Regions from separate parts of the Homo sapiens genome. Here region 1 is linked to region 2. A link is a loop called in an ENCODE intact Hi-C map of the cell type or tissue named here. Cell type or tissue: HepG2. All regions are shown on one strand. Each heading gives the region's core, and the rest is flanking DNA. Links, peaks and the distances in the headings are about the cores only.

Evidence for each region. Hi-C counts contacts between places; a loop is a spot of excess contacts. Peaks named below come from ENCODE experiments on the same cell type or tissue, not always from the same donor. Only the 100,000 strongest peaks of a DNase experiment are listed, where the experiment ranks them.
Region 1: a loop joins it to region 2, with 29 times the contacts of the local background. A loop is called at or near these places in 14 of 110 quality-filtered maps.

The regions. Positions count from the first base shown.
Region 1 is chr6:108,244,294-108,252,633 of GRCh38, reverse strand. All of the region lies in intron 1 of SNX3 (sorting nexin 3), which reads left to right. It also overlaps the pseudogene RNA5SP212. Among named protein-coding and RNA genes, the nearest start is that of SNX3, 13 kb to the left of the region's middle. In HepG2, for the core only: CTCF peaks have their summits at 1,944 and 4,496; no DNase peak of the experiment used is centred there.
Region 2 is chr6:108,488,254-108,496,593 of GRCh38, reverse strand. All of the region lies in intron 10 of AFG1L (AFG1 like ATPase), which reads right to left. LOC124901370 (a long non-coding RNA gene) reads left to right here. Exons shown (of 3, transcript XR_007059698.1): 1 at 1-5,239. Among named protein-coding and RNA genes, the nearest start is that of FOXO3, 68 kb to the left of the region's middle. In HepG2, for the core only: a CTCF peak has its summit at 4,261 (motif pointing right); no DNase peak of the experiment used is centred there.

The DNA.
Region 1 (8,340 bases), core at 88-8,087, 240 kb after region 2:
GACATTTCATCCTTTGCTTCCTAGAGTGGAAGCAGAAGATTTTATAGTAGGAAATGCAGATATTTAAATAGGAATGGGATCAAGGGTCATCATTGCCTCGGACACAGTGGTTTGTTTTTTGGTTTTTGTTCTTGTTTTCCAGATTTCTCCCTTCTAAGTACTAACCAGGCCCAACCCCGCTTAGCTTCTGAGATCAGACGAGCAATTGCATTCAGGATAGAATGGCCATAGACTTTTGCCGGATTTCTTAATTCCACCTATCCAGGGAACCCTTCCCTGTGGCCTTTGCTTTTAGCTCCTCAAGTTTTTTCTGCTCCTCTTCTTGTTTCTGCTTGAAATCCTTGTCTTCCTCATACATCTCCTTGGCCTGTTTCTCGTCAGGGGCTTCTTGCCGTAGGTGCCTGTCAGGAAGCTGGACGTGGTGCCTGCCATCCCTTCCTTAGACCCAGCACAGGAAACTGGAACTGCAGTTTACTGTTTTGATTCCTTAGTTAAAAGACAAAGCTTTCAACCAAAGTTCTACTTCATTTTTTTGTTTGTTTGTTTGTTTTATTTATTTATTTATTTTTGAGACAGTCTCTCACCCTGTTGCCCAGGCTGGAGTGCAATAGTGCAGTCTCAGCTTACTGCAGCCTCTGCCTCCCTGGTTCAAGCAATTCTCATGCTTCAGCCTCCCAAGTAGCTGGGAATATATAGGTCGTGCACCACCATGCCTGGCTAATTTTTGTATTTTTAGTAAAGATGGGGTTTCATCGTGTTGCCCAGGCTGGTCTCGAACTCCTGGCCTCAAGTGATATGCCCACTTCAGCCTCCCAAAATACAGGCATGAGCCACCGCGCCTGGCCACTACTTCTTTAAAGAAATATTTAACTGACAACCTAGGAATTTGGAATGTGTTAGTAAAATGTGACGTTTGCTATAGCTTGCCAGAAAGGTTGTATCAGGTAGTATAGAGTTTGGGCTGTTCTCAGATAAAGAGGATAATTTTTTGTTTTTTTGGTTTTTTTCTCCACATGGAGAGGTTTCAGGTACAGTCCAGGGTTAGTATTGTGGCTTGACTATCAGCTTCTAACATCATATTCACATTCTAGCCAAGGGGAATGTTTATTTCTGCCCTTGAAGGACACAACCAGGAAGTCGTATTATTTCTGTTTCTGCGCATTGCTGTACTTAGCTACAAAAGAAGCTGGGAAATTTAACCAGGTGGCCATGTGAAGAAGGGAAGAGTAGACACTGTTCTTTGCTTTGCCACATTAACAAATGGTTGTGGTTGGCCCTTCTAGGATATGGCTTTAAGCTACACTGTGATCATCTGTTATTTCCTTTTTTTGCTAATGCCTGGAATTTCAGTTTAGAGTAAGTTCATTTGATTTGCAAGAAATAAAATTGTACTTTCATTAGTTTGGAAGTCTTAAGTGAGTAAGTTTTGATTCTTTCATGATAATTAATTTTGTTAAGTTGAGAAAAAAGGCAAGCATGAAGACATGGCATATCTGATAGGGGTATACCTTGAGATTGGGCTAGAGATTCTAAAGGTAGTTGATTAACCTTTTTTTTTTTCCTTCCAAGGCTGCTTAAAACTATTTTGGTTTTACTTAGGACCACCATTGTAGTTGCTGACATTGAATGATGGAGTATATAATTTGAGCCACCAAAATAAATGAAGCCAGTGTCTCTTGGCAGAGAATCACTTAATCTCTTAGCAGAGAAGTAGAGAATTACTTAAAATAATTTTGTAAAGTTACTTTGTGTCCAGCAGTATTGGAATGGTCATTTGATAATTATTTGTTCTGTAAACTTTGATTTTATCACTGATGGAGCATTTCTTTTGGCTTTCCTAAAGTTATTTTAGCACCTGCCACCTATAGCTTGTTTGCTTTCCGTTTTTTCTAGTCCTGCCCTTGTGGGATGAAGTTCTCTGTTGTATAAGTCTCGTCCATATTGAGAAACAGAGGAGTCTCAAAGCCCCTCCTTGTGTCTGGTCTTGGTATCTCACCCCTCTCTTGTCTTGACTTTACTGGTTATCTTCAAGTGGAAACAAGTAGAGAAAAATCTTGTCAGCTAGGCATGTATGTGTATATCACCAGGTCTTGTCTTAAATTTACACCCAAAGATTCCCCCATGGTATATAACTGAGGACATTCTTAGGACACTGAGGAGTTTAAATAGAGCAAGGGTTGGCAAATTATGGGCTTACCTTTTTTTATAAATAAAGTTTTATTGGAACACAGCATACCCATTTCTTCCCATATTATCTAAGACCACTTTTACTCTATAAGGGCAGAACTGAGTAGTTGAAACAGTATGTTTACTATCTTGCCCTTTAAGAAAAGGTTTGCCAATTTTATGTCTAGAGTTTGCTCATGTAACATTGAAATAATGGAAATCAAAAGGCACTTGGAGAATCTATTATCAAAACATGAGGCCGGGCATGGTGGCTCACTCCTGTAATTCCAGCACTTTGGGAGTCTGAGGTGGGTGGATCACTTGAGGTCAGGAGTTCAAGACCAGCCTGACCAACATGGCAAAACCCTGTCTCTACTAGAAATACAAAAATTAGCCAGCTGTGGTGGCGTGCCCCTCTAGTCCCAGCTACTCAGGAACCTGAGGTGGGAGCATCACTTGAACCCTGGGGGCGGAGGTTACAGTGAGCCAAGATCACACCACTGCACTCCAGCCTGTGTGACAGAATGGAACCCTGTCTCAAACCCTAAAAAATATCATGAGGCTATGGAAAAAGCATTCATTTAGGAAGCCAGTAGTAAACGACTGAGGAAATAGTCATTAAATATAACACTGCACATTCATCAAATAATAAGATCTTAATGCATAACCCTATTGTTGGGTGGTGAATGAAATATTAGATACCATTCTTTCCTCCTAGAGGCCCAGTTTTACATAGAAATTGTAACTTTGTGTTGTCATCCCACTGATAATATTAAGGCCAGGCACAAGGTTTTTCAACTTTTGAAGTTTATTTTCTCACTCGAAACCTTTTATGTAAACTCCTTTGAATACCCACATAAAGGAAAGAAAGTTGGTGCTGATAAACTAGTGGGCAGCAGGTTCATGGTGGTTCAGGGTCGGTCAGCAAACCAGTGCCAACACTGAAGATGATGCCAAACAAAATTGACTGCAATCTGTTCTAGCCAGGATCATGGTTTAGATATTTTCTAGCCAGAATTAATTAATTTATTATTTTTTTCTTTTTTTGAGACAGAGTCTCGCTCTGTTGCCAGGCTGGAGTGCAGTGGTGCGATCTCGGCTCACTGCAACCTCCACTTCCCAGGTTCAAGCAATTCTCCTGCTTCAGCCTACCAAGTAGCTGGGATTACAGGCACGTGCCACCATGCCCAGCTAATTTTTGTATAATTAATTAATTTCTCATACAGTATCATCATTTAATGATTTGTGGGGTTTTGTGTGTGTATGTGTTTTAAGAGACAGAATCTCACTACATTGCCCAGGTTGGTCTTGAGCTCGTGAGCTCAAGTGATCCTCTTATCTGCCTCAGTCTTCTGAGTAGCTGGTACTACAGATGTGAGCCATTACACCTGTCTTAATGTTTTGTATTCTTACATGTTAACCCCCTATGTAATATGGCAATGTGCAGTTGTATAAATAATTTTTAATAATATTTAAGTTGGTATTGGTTGAACTATTAACATAGGTAAGTCCTTTCTACAAACTCTGTCTCTCTTGTCTAAAAGCTGGGTGTGGTGATGCATACCTGTAGTCCCAGCTACTCAGGAGGTTGAGGTGGGAGAATCATTTGAGCCAAGGAGGTTAAGGCTGCAGTGAGCTATAATGGTACCACTGCACTCCAGCCTGGGTGACAGAGTGAGACCCCGTCTCAAAAAAAAAAGAAAGGAAGGAATTAAGTTGAAAATTGAGAAACTGTGATACCAGCTCTAAATGGGACAACATAGTGAATTGATAGAATTTTTGTCTTAGTTTAGAAGGCCAGATTATGTTGATATGCTTAAGTTGGGATAAATTGCAGTTTTAGAGCGTTTTTGTTTAGACCTCAGCATGATTCTTATCTATAATTGATATTTGTTCAGTTTTCTTCCCTCAAAACATCCGATCAATTGTTTTTTTCTAACTAAATTTCTTTTTTAGAGTTGTTAACTTTAACTTGAGTAGCTCCTGTGGGTCAGTTGATTTATTGAGTACTTGCAATGCTAAGTTTAATAACACATGTTACTGCATTCAGTAAGTTCACAGCAGCCTGAAACAGGGCTAGATTTCTCTGATAAGTTTTCCCCAGAACTGTCCAATAAATGAACATTTATGAACTGTCTGTTATATTCCAGACATTGCTAGATGCTTGTTTAAAAGATGAATAAGATATGCCTAGCCTTTGGAAGCTTCCAAACTGGTGGTAAGGAGAGTGGGGAGAGGTAAATTCATAAAATATGCATAATCTGTAGTGGGAACCCAGGTCTGCCCTGAGGGGCCAGGAGTGTGTGTGGGCAGAAAGTGAGCCAGTAGTCTAGCTAGGGGGAGCACCTGTCTCTTTTGTGCTTCACTGCCAGCATCTGACATCAATGACATGCCAGAATCACACAGTAATAATACTGGAGTGATTCCTTGTTACTCTCTGACACAAACATTTTTCTCGATTTTTATTTATAATTTTATATATAATGTATAATTTGGTTTTAAAATTGTTATTTTAATTTTTATTTTTTAATAAATAGTGACAGGGTCTTGCTGTGTTGCCCAGGCTGGTTTTGAACTCCTGAGCTCAAGCAATCCTCCTGCCTCTGCCTCCCAAAGTGCTGGGATTACAGGCATGAGCCACCACACCCGGCTATAATTTGTTTTAAGCATCGATGTTCAGGCGGTATGGTAGGCACTTTCACTCTGTGTTTTCTCTGATATAGTTTATTCTACTGCATTTTCTTACAAACTGTAATTACTCTTATTTCCAGTTAAAACAAATGATAGGCTGGGCGTGGTGGCTCATGCCTATAATTTTAGCCCTTTGGGAGGCAGAGGTGGGAAGATCACTTGAGCCCAGGTGTTCAAGACCAGCCTGGGAAACATAGGGAGACTTAAACGTTGTTTTTTTTTGTTTGTTTTTTGTTTTTTAATTATCTGGGCATGGTGGCATGGACTAGTAGTCCCAGCTACTTAGGAGGCTGAGGTAGAAGGATCACTTGAGCCCAAGTGGTTGAGGCTACATTAAGCCGTGGTCGTGCCACTGCACTCCAGCCTAGGTAACAGAGTGAGACCCGGTCACACTCAAAAAATACATCCTAGATATTGACCACTTCATCATTCTTACTTAGCAATAATCGTTTCCTGTTTCCTCCTGTCTTACTCCATTTTCACACTGCTATAAATTTACTACCCGAGACTGGGTAATTTGTAAAGGAAAGAAGTTTAATTGACTCACAGTATTGCATAGCTGGGGAGGCCTCAGGAAACTTACAAGCATGGAAGGCAAAGAAGCAAGTACCTGCTTCACAAGGTGCCAGGAAAGAGAAAGTGAGCAGAAAGAGCCCCTTATAAACTGTCAGCTTTCGTGAGAACTCACTCATTATCACGAGAAGAGCATAGGGGAACTGCCCCCATGATACGGTCACCTGGGGGTTTACACGTGGGGATTACAATTCAAGATGAGATTTGGATAGGGACATACAGCCAAACCATATCACATCCTGACCATGCTTTATGATATAGCTAAGAAAGTCTACCTGCTCTTTTCCCATGCTAAACTCTGATGATCTTTCCTGATTCCTCTTGCCAGAAGCTAATCCAGTGTGGACTTGAGCCTGTAGTCTTAGCTACTTGGGAGGCAGAAGTGGGAGGATCGTTTGAGGCCAGGAATTAGAATCTGCACTGAGTTATGATCTTGCCCCTGCACTCCAGCCTGGACAACACAGCAAACTCTATCTCTGATGAGAATGCTGAGAACACATTCTATTCTATACTGAATTTATGTTCCCAGGCAAAAGAATAAAAAAAATACAATTTTAAGAAAAAAAAAGGGAGGCAGGAGATACAGTGTCTCACGCCTATAATCCCAGCACTTTGGGAGGTGGAGGCGGGTGGATCACCAGAGATCAGGAGTTTGAGACCAGCCTGTCCAACATGGTGAAACCCCATGTCTACTAAAAATACAAAAAAAAAAAAAATTAGGCATGGTGGTGTGTGCCTGTAATCCCAGCTAGTCGGGAGGCTGAGGCAGGAGAATCACTTGAACCTGGGAGGCAGAGGTTGCAGTGAGCTGAGATTGCACCACTGTAGTCTAGCCAGGGCAACAGAGCATGACCCTATCTCAAAAAAAAAAAAAAAAAAAAAAAAAAAAAGAATGCTCAAAGCTCTTTTAAGAATTTCTTACTTAGAGGCCTCAGAAATAACACCACACGTCTACAACCATCTGATCCTCGACAAACCTAGCAAAAAACAAGCAGTAGGGAAAGGATTCCCTATTTAATAAATGGTGCTGGGAAAACTGGCTAGCCATATGTAGAAAGCTGAAACTGGACCCCTTCCTTAACACCTTATGCAAAAATTAACTCAGATGGATTAAAGACTTAAACGTAAAACCTAAAACCATAAAAACCCTAGAAGAAAACCTAGGTAATACCATTCAGGACATAGGCATGGGCAAGGACTTCATGTCTAAAACATCAAAAGCAATTGCAACAAAAGCCAAAATTGACAAATGGGATCTAATTAAAGAGCTTCAGCACAGCAAAAGAAACCATCATCAGAGTGAACAGGCAACCTACAGAATGGGAGAAAATTTTTGGAATCTATCCATCTGACAAAGGTCTAATATCCAGAATCTACAAGGAACTTAAATTTATAAGAAAAAAACAATCCCTTCAAAAAGTGGGCAAAGGATATGAACAGACACTTCTCAAAAGAAGACATTTATGCGGCCAACAAACAATTTTAAAAAAGCTCATCATCATTGGTCATTAGATGCAAATCAAAACTACAATGAGATACCATCTCACGCCAGTTAGAATGGCAGTCGTTAAAAAGTCAGGAAACAACAGATGCTGGCGAGAATGTGGAGAAATAGGAACGCTTTTACACTGTTGGTGGGAGTGTAAATTAGTTCAACCATTGGGGAAGACAGTGTGGCATTTCCTCAAGGATCTAAAACCAGAAATACCATTTGACCCAGCAATCCCATTACTGGATATATACCCAAAGGATTATAAATCATTCTACTATAAAGACATGCACACGTATGTTTATTGCAGCACTATTTACGATAGCGAAGACTTGGAACCAACCCAAATGCCTATCAATGATAGACTGGATAAAGAAAATGCACGTATATACCGTGGAATACTATGCAGCCATAAAAAAGAACGAGTTCATGTCCTTTGCGGGGACATGGATGAAACTGGAAACTATCATCCTCAGCAAACTAACACAGGAACAGAAAACCAAACACTGCATGTTTTCACTTATTAGTGGGAGTTGAACAATGAGATCACATGGACACAGGGAGGGGAACATCACACACCAGGGCCTGCTGGGGATTGGGGGGCAAGGGGAGGGAGAGCATTAGGACAAATACCTAATGCATGTGGGGCTTAAAACTTAGATGACGGGTTGATAGGTGCAGCAAACCACCATGGCACATGTATACCTATGTAACAAACCTGCACGTTTTTTTGCACGTGTATCCCAGAACTAAAAAGAAAATTTCTTATTTTCTTGGCCGGGCACAGTGGCTCATGCCTGTAACCCCAGCAGTTTAGGAGGCCGAGGCAGGTGGATTACTTGAGGTCAGGAGTTCGAGACCAGACTGGCAACATGGCGAAACCCCGTCTCTACTGAAAACACAAAAAATTAGCTGGGCATGGTGGTGCATGCCTGTAGTCCCAGCTACTGGGAAAGCTGAGACAGAATTTCTTGAACCCACGAGGTGGAAGTTGCAGTGAGCTGAGATCATGCCACTGCACTCCCGCCTGGCAACAACAGAGCAAAAAAAAAAAAAAAAAAAAAAAACTCCTTACTTATATTCTTATAGACTATATTATTTTAAATGTGGTTATTCCAGAGATTGATGGTGGTGATGTTTGCATAACAATATGGATTTACTTAATGCCACAGAACTCTGTACACTTAAACATGCTTAAAATAATTTTATATTATGTATATTTTACCACAGTAATAAATATGGAAACAAACAGTATGGAGGGGCCAGGTACAGTGGCTATCTCCTGTAATGCCAGCACTTTGGAAGGCCAAAGCAGGAGGATCACTTGAGGTCAAGAGTTAAAAACCAGTCTGGGTAACATAGTGAGACCCTCCTCTCTACAAAAAATAAAAATTAGCTAGGTATGGTGGCATGCACCTATA
Region 2 (8,340 bases), core at 31-8,030:
TATTTCATCCCCTGCATCTTCCCTAATATTACAATACATCATGAATATGTAAAATATTCAACACAAAGCATATACTAAAGACCTTGAGGAGCTACAATGCCATTTACATTTGCTGTTGCCACACTCATTTACGTCATTGTACAAGACAGGGAGTTCTATTCACCTCAGTGTCCCCAGCACCTAGCACAGACTAGGGAACAGAGTTTTGCATAACACACAATTAATGAATAAATAAAGACACTATCACCAAGTCTTCAAAATCAATTATAACTATTGAATGCTTAATAAATATGAGGCACTGTATTAAATCCTACAAGAACTTTGCAAAACACAGGGAAAAGACATTTCTCTACTCCTTTGACCACACTAACAAACAACTAAATTACATGCACAGTATATCTATGGCAGTTGCAAATATTTATACTTTTGTTTTGCATTAGTTGATCCTCCTATGTAACTAAACCATAGCATAATACACTTTTTGAAACCATAATTAGTATTGTGAATTCATGCATTGTGCCCTATGAATAATTAAAGCATATGATTACTTTTGAGTACTAAATGGCACTTCAGTTAGTAGCATCCTTGAGTATGTTATTCTAACTCAAAATTCAAGTAGGATTATCTAAGGCTGATTCTTCTTATGATAGATAATGATGACATTCTCCATCTTTCCACCTGAGCAATTAAAAAGTTTAATAGTCTTTGATGTGGCTGGTTATCTGAATAATTTTCTTAACAGGAACAATTAAAATCCACTTACTCGATGGTTTGTGCATTCTCCACTATTGTTTCAAACTCTTTGTTTCTGTGGAAACCTGATGAAAACTTAAAGAACTTTAAATCTATAATGACTTTGCAAAGAGTATTTGTTTTCCTTAATTACCAAGAGTATACAGCTTGATTATATGTAGCCCAGTTTCTCTAACAAACTTAAAAATAAAGAGCTTGCTTGCTGTCTTTTTTCTCCTATATGTGAAATGGTCCAGTTGTCTGCTTTGGTATCGACCCTGGTGCCAGAAGTGGGAATTTTCTCAATGCCACACCAATGTGAAATGCACGAGCATTACCATCAGACCACCTTCTGCCCTACAATGATCCACTTCAGTATACCCAAATGAGCTGTCAGCTGGAGTTTCTTTTTCCTCTGCCTCACTAATGCTCTGCTCTGCTACCATTATTTCAGCTGAAGTAGGACGATTATGATTTCAAGCTCTATCTAGATTATACGGTCCTAAGGGTTACTCTTTATCTGTATAGACTCCTCCTTATAAACCCTTTGTAGGAATACGCTGATAGCTGTTCATTAAACAAACATGCGTGGTATCTTACTTTATTTACATGGCAATGACAATACTTCATATCTTAAAGAGAAGTACCTTTTAATAGAAAATGCTTGAATGGAATTAGGATGAATGTATCCTTTTCAAAACAAACTGAAAATATCACACGAATTGATGTTAAGACTATTTTTATGTGCCAGATTCCAAAATAATAAATATAATAATTAGAAAAACAAGGCTGGGTGTGGTGGCTCATGCTTGTAATCCCAGCACTTTGGGAGGCCGAGATGGGTGGATCACTTGAGGTCAGGAGTTGAAGACCAGCCTGGCCAACATGGTGAAACCCCATCTCTACTAAAAATACAAAAAAAATTTAGCTGGGCAGGGTGGTGCACGCCTGTAATCCTAGCTACTCAGGAGGCTGAGGCAGGAGAATCACTGGAACCTGGGAGGCGTAGGTTGCAGTGAGCTGAGATGGGACCACTGCACTCCAGCCTGGGTGACAGAGCAAGACTCTGTCTGAAAAAAAAAAAAAGAAAAGAAAAGAAAAAAAGAAAGAAAAGCAGAGCACTGAAATGTGTGTATTTGCAGAGTAAATAATTTCCCAAGATTCATATGGCACCTCAATATGAGAAATCTCACGAATATGAAGTCCAAACACCCAGCTGGGAAATATCTCACCATTCTAGAAAATATCACCAATTCTTAACACATTCTGCTTCTCAGGGTGTTCTTTGGAGTGCTGAGGGAAAGTTTTGCCATTTGATTTACACAGTCTCAATGGCAGGAGGTTGGTTCTACCTAAATCTGCCAGATTTTTGCTAAATTCTCATCCCCTTTTAATGGTTAATACAGTATTTTTTTGCGGGGTGGGGGGGGCATATTTTGCTTGTAGAAACAATGACTTAACAAAAAAATCAATGTGACAAACTAGAGGAGGGTACACTCCTCTACTCTACTCGACCAGCTTTGTGTATGTAATAAAGAGATCTCCAAATTCTGGAGATGTCTAATTCTGGGGATCCTGAAACTGACAATTTTCTCAAGACACAAGCCACATCAAGTCAGGTCTATCGAATCAGATCTACCAGGTGAAAAGCACCGTGCTGGACTCACTGGGGCAGGGGAGCAGGGGGAGCGGGGATGGAAACAATTGGCATAAAAACAGAAAACCAAAATGAAAATGTGACGCCAGGTGTGGTGACTCACACCTGTAATCCCAGCAGTTTGGGAGGCCGAGACGGGCGGATTGCTTGAGCTCGAGACTGGCCTGGCCAATATGACAAAACCCCATCTCTACTAAAATACAAAAATTAGCAAGGCATGGTGGCACAGGCCTGTAGCTACACAGGAGGCTGACGTACAAGAATCGCTTGAACCTGAAGGGCGGAGGTTGCAGTGAGCTGAGATCATGCCACTGCACTCCAGCCTGAGTGACAGTGAGACTGTGTCTCAAAAACAGAAGAAAAAGAAGATGAAGAAGTAGGAAATCGTCCTAATTAGCATCATCATCATTAATGAGCATCGCTAAATGTAAGCATCAATACAACTCCAAGACAATACATAACAACTGCAAAAGCATATCCACGACATGGTAAAAATTAGTGGAATGGGTTGTACTAACCACCTGGGACTGAATGAACCAGACTATACCTTGCTAATTACCTGGTATCTGTTGTTTGGTAGACATCTAAAATCTAGGAGAAGTCAAGTTGCTCCTTTTGGAAATGGGATAAACTGGGTTCGACCGTACAACAGAATTAACAACAGCAAATGAGCTAGTGTAGCTCAGAGCCCCCACTCAGAAAGACCCTCCATATTTCTAGAGTTAGAAAGTCTTGCCTAGCTTCTTTATTCAGCTTAAGTTTTCAGCTTAACTGTAGTGTGAGGGGCAGTCAGAAGGCAGAGGGAGTCTGTGAAGAACAAGGCTGCTGCTTTGGTTTGTGAGGCTGGAGGAAATGGGTCTTCACACACCTTGGCTCACCATGTTCTGGAAGCTATCTTCACCACCAGACGATTTAGCCTGGCTCGACTCTCCTCCTAGTTCTCACAGTATCTAAGGTTTCTGAATTAAAGAAACCAGAGGTTTAAGCTTTGGAGTTTATCAGATGCTGTGGGAACACTTCGGATCACTAGGTTTTGATTCTCACGGCTCCCTTGCTAAGATTTGTTTAGCTTCAGGCCAATCCTAAGCAAACCCTGTTCTAGAAAAACAGGAACAGCACAAGTGAGCTGGATAGTACATTACAGTAAGCATTTAGCCTAATAAAAGAACCCATACTTTCCAGATCCAGGAACACAGATAATATAACATTTTTTAAAAACATGCCGTTACAAATGTATGTCTCTCTCTGTGTGTGTGTGTGTGTGTATAATTATTTGATTGGTTAGTTTAATATTTTTGAGAAGCTTTTTGTTAAAAGGCATTTACTTTAACATGATCCTGTACTGTTAAACATGTACAATTCACCCTTTAAAGTCATAAAGAACAAAGAAAAAATTTATTGTAACTGCATTAATAGCTAGTCCTGTGAAATTACTCTGAATATTAGCAATCCAGTAGATACAAAAAAAAAATACTGGCAAGGGGAAGAAAAATAGCCCAACTGTTGCTAGAATTATTTCACAAGCTCCTTTGTTAAAATAATGTTGTAATAACTCCTTCTAATTTCCCACTGGAAAAGGTATTTTCTTAGCTAGTTCAAAACAGAAGGAAGTTTAAACATTATCATGAATGCCTCAGACATAGTGCTGTGATATCTGATTGTCCAGACTACAGAACATAATAAGTGAATGTGGCCAAGGCTGAAATATGTTTCCACCACTTTTGTATTCTCTTTCTGAATATAATGATTTTAATAAGAAAGTATATAATAATGATGAAGTAATTAGTACCAGCATTATTCTACCATAATCATTGAAATCAGTACTTAATCATTAACATAATCAAGCCATCCTGATTGTACCCTCAGTAGAGGGCAGTATTTGCTACATCTCCTTGGGAGGAAAGACTTGTACATTTGTCTGGCTTTGAGATCTACCCAGAAGAAATGGGAAAGATGAGCTGCATAGTGCAAGGTCAGGTTCTAGACTCTCTGACACCAGTCTTGCATGTGCATGTGACATGAAAGGTGAACCAGTGTTAACTTTTTCCTTTGGAAATCAGAGCTAAGTGGCACAAAAAGAGATATTTAGGATCCCAAAATGAAAAAGGAGAAAAGGCTTTAGAATAGCTAAGAAGTTATTTTAAATTTGAGAACTGTAACTTCTGAACACGTTAAAGTCTTGTAAATGCAGAGGTTTTGTTACTTTTGTTTTGCTTTTTGCTGTTGTTTTTGTTTGTTTTGCTTTCTTTGTGAGAGTCCATTGGAAAGAAATGGAACTCTCTCAGGCTTGGATATTTGAAAAGCTTAATCAGAGCTGGAAAAGAAGTGGATATTGAAGAGTTGCTTTCTTCCTCCCACTCTTCTGCTTTCCAAATCATGGAAATACTCAGTTAAAAATTCTAATTCATATTCAAAAGATATTAAAAAGTGAATCAGGGCAAGACTGAATATCTCCCCGTGCTGCTGGAATAAAGGGCCAAGCCCTTCAAACTATGAGTAAGACTAACAGAATTATTCACTTCATCTTCTTGCCAAAAGACAACCTTGAATTATCTGCTGCCCAAATTTTATTAAAAGATAAAAACATCCATGAAAGGCCGGAATAACATGCATCTATTCAATCTCTAAACATTTAGAACTATTTTTTCTGGATCAAGCCAGATAAATAAAGAGAAAAGCTCAGCTGTAAAGTACTATTTTTGCCCTTATAGCATAGTTTCATTAAACTTTACTTTGTCATTATGTTTTCAGCTTGGATATAAGAATCTATCAGATACAAGCATATGTCGGCAGCAGGAATGGTGCTGAGGAAATGTCTCCTGGCATCTTTCAGAAGTCCATTTATGAAAGGTACAAGTGCCAGTAAAAATCATCACTTCTGAGTAACTGGTTTGTTTTTATCTTCTAACTTACTGAATATCTTTTCCCCTCTTTGGCTGATAGAAGGCTGAGTGTTGACTTAATTGTTTGATTTTAAGAACTATGTAGAAGTTTATGATGTAGATTTATGTATATTAACTTTTCTGTCTTTCAGCTTAAGTATTCATTATTTTCCCTTTGTCCTGATTTTTAAAAAATTTAATTCTGTGTGTATATGGTTGTGTGTGTGTATCTGTACACACATATAAAATACTTTTTGGAATCAGATAAGACATAAATAAATCCATGCTAAAATTATTCTATTTCTGCTTAAAGCTTATTTCATCTGCTTTCAGTTAAACAGGAGGCAAAAGAGAATCAGGGAAATAAAATGTCAGTAAGAACTTCAGATAATAAACAGCAGTGCCTCTTTTGATTTTGTTAGTTACCAAGTATGTACTGAGCATCCGTCAGTAGAGAGAGATATTCTTAGAGAAGGTGGGTTTTCAACAGAGGGAAATAGCCCAGTGTAGGGAAGTAGAAATCTATTTCATGAACACGAAATTGAATGGAATTTGGCATAAAGAAGTAGCCTGAGAAAGACAAAGCATCGTTGGCTTTAATAAAGCAGTGAAGGGGGAGATTAAGAAGTGCATTGCAAAGGCTGCAGTTCGGATGATGTGACTATGTAACTATTTGGATTTATATAGGACATGATAGGGAGACAATGCAGAAAGTTCAGGAAAGAAATTGACAGTACAAACATGTATGCAAGATAATTTTTATATTCCCATGTAAATGTGTATAGTAATTTACAACTTACAGTTTTTCACATATGCTAAGGCTAAAAAGCAGTAAGATTAGGTAATTAATAAACTTATGACAGTGGCTTACTATATTAAGATTTTCTACAAAGTAACATCCAAACCCTAAGATATTACTGATCTAGTAAATTACTTCTGTTTTTTTGTTTGTTTGTTTGCTTTTGAGACGAAGTCTCTCTCTGTCGCCAGGCTGGAGTGTACTGGCGTGATTTCGGCTCACTACAACCTCCGCCTCCTGGGTTCAAGTGATTCTCCTGCTTCAGCCTCCCGAGTAGCTGTGACTAAAAGGCATGCGCCACCACACCCAGCTAATTTTTGTATTTTTAGTAGAGATGGGGTTTTACCATGTTGACCAGGATGGTCTCCATCTCTTGACCTTGTGATCCACCCACTTCAGCCTCCCAAAGTGCTGGGATTACAGGCGTAAGCCACCGCGCCTAGCCTAGTAAATTAATTCTATGTTTTAAAAGTCTTCAGTAAAATGGTGAGGAACGTGTATAGTTTCTCCTGTGCCTTTGATTAAACTATACTAGTCCTCTGGCTCTGTTTCCTTCCATTGACTCTAGTGAAAACATACTTTTCAACCCCACCCACACCCTCATCTCTTCCTTTTTCTATGTCAGTTCAGATGATGTCATTGACTCCTTTAGGCTCCAAACTAACACACCTTTATAAATGACCTCTACATCTTTATCTTCAGTCCTAAATTTCCAACTGTTTGTAAGCCCCGTTCTCCTACCTGTAGCATTTTGGTTTGTCTGTTAAGGGTCCTGCCATTTCTCTGGTTATTCAGACTGAAACCGTTGGAGCCCTAGGTGGCTTGTCCTCGTCCCTGACCTCCTCCATGCCCTATCCTCTGATTTCTCTTCTATTTATCTTGTTTCGTGCAATCTCTCAAGTATACCTGGTTCATGCCCCTCCTCGAGGCAGCAATTAGGAGCTGAAATCCAGTCCATACTCTGTCCAGCCATGTACCCTGATGAGGGGCATGGTAACTTGGGACTGTATTCTGGACACTGTATATGGTATGTCGTGGAGACTTGGGATTCTTAAGTATATTGATTTTTTGTTGTTGTTGCTATGTTAGCAGGTAATTAACTTGGTTAGCCTCAAGCTCCAAACTCTGTCTCCTCCATGATGCGTAGCAGCGAAAATCTCCGTTCAGTTATTTTAGCATTTGCTGTGTATGTATATTTCACAGGTCAGCCCAAGATTTGGGCAGAGTTTACAGGAAAAATTTCAGGCTATTCCTCTGTGGTTCTCTCCTTTCCCAGATTTCTCCTTATACTTTCCAGCTGTTATGGTCACTGATTTGCTCTTCTCTGGTTCTTCGAGCTAAAAACAGCAGGTTTCTACTGAGTTTTAGACATCCGTATAAGACTAACTGTGATCTGCCCTCAGGAGAAAAACTATAAAAATGAGAAACTCACCAGTATCAATCCTTTCTTCCAAGTGTTGGCTGTGCTCTACTTTCTCCCTGCTTTTGATAAGCAGTGCCTTCTGGATAGTTATTTTTCAGATTTTGTCCAGAGTTTGCAGAGGTGATCAATAGGTAATTTGATCAAATAGGAGCTACTCTGACATAAATGGAAGTAGAACCTTTCTGAGTCTGTAGTTCTCTGAATATACTCTGTAATTGCCAACTCCGGTTTTTTGTTTGTTTGTTTCTGGAGACAGAGTCTCGCTCTGTCACCCAGGCTGGAGTGCAATGGCGCAATCTTGGCCTCCTGGGTACAAGTGATTCTCATGCCTCAGCCTCCCGAGTAGCTGAGATTATAGATGTGCGCCATCACACTCAGCTAATTTTTTTTTTTTTTTGGTATTTCAGTAGAGATGGGGTTTCACCATGTTGGCCAGGCTGGTCTCGAACTCCTGAGCTCAGGCAATCTGCCCTGCCCACCTCGGCCTCCCAAAGTGCTAGGATTACAGGCGTGAGCCACTGCGCCCAGCCCCAACTCTTGTGTTTTCCCCAGAAACATAAAACTTCAGAGAAGGAAGAGATGATAAAGATGCCCCTCATGATTTCCTTTGCTTAGGAAAAACCAAACAGCTACTGCCTCATACTCCCCCCAACCTTTGCACCAACAGAATCTCCAACCCTCCAGCCTTCAAGGCCCAGTTCCACTCCGATCATCCATAGCATTCTGGTCATACTGATCCTGTAGTACTAATTATAATCTGCCTCACATTCTAGTGATCTATGTACTGACCTCATTTTCTCTTCTAAATTAAGACTCCATAAAAGTGGAGACTCTTACTCACATCTTG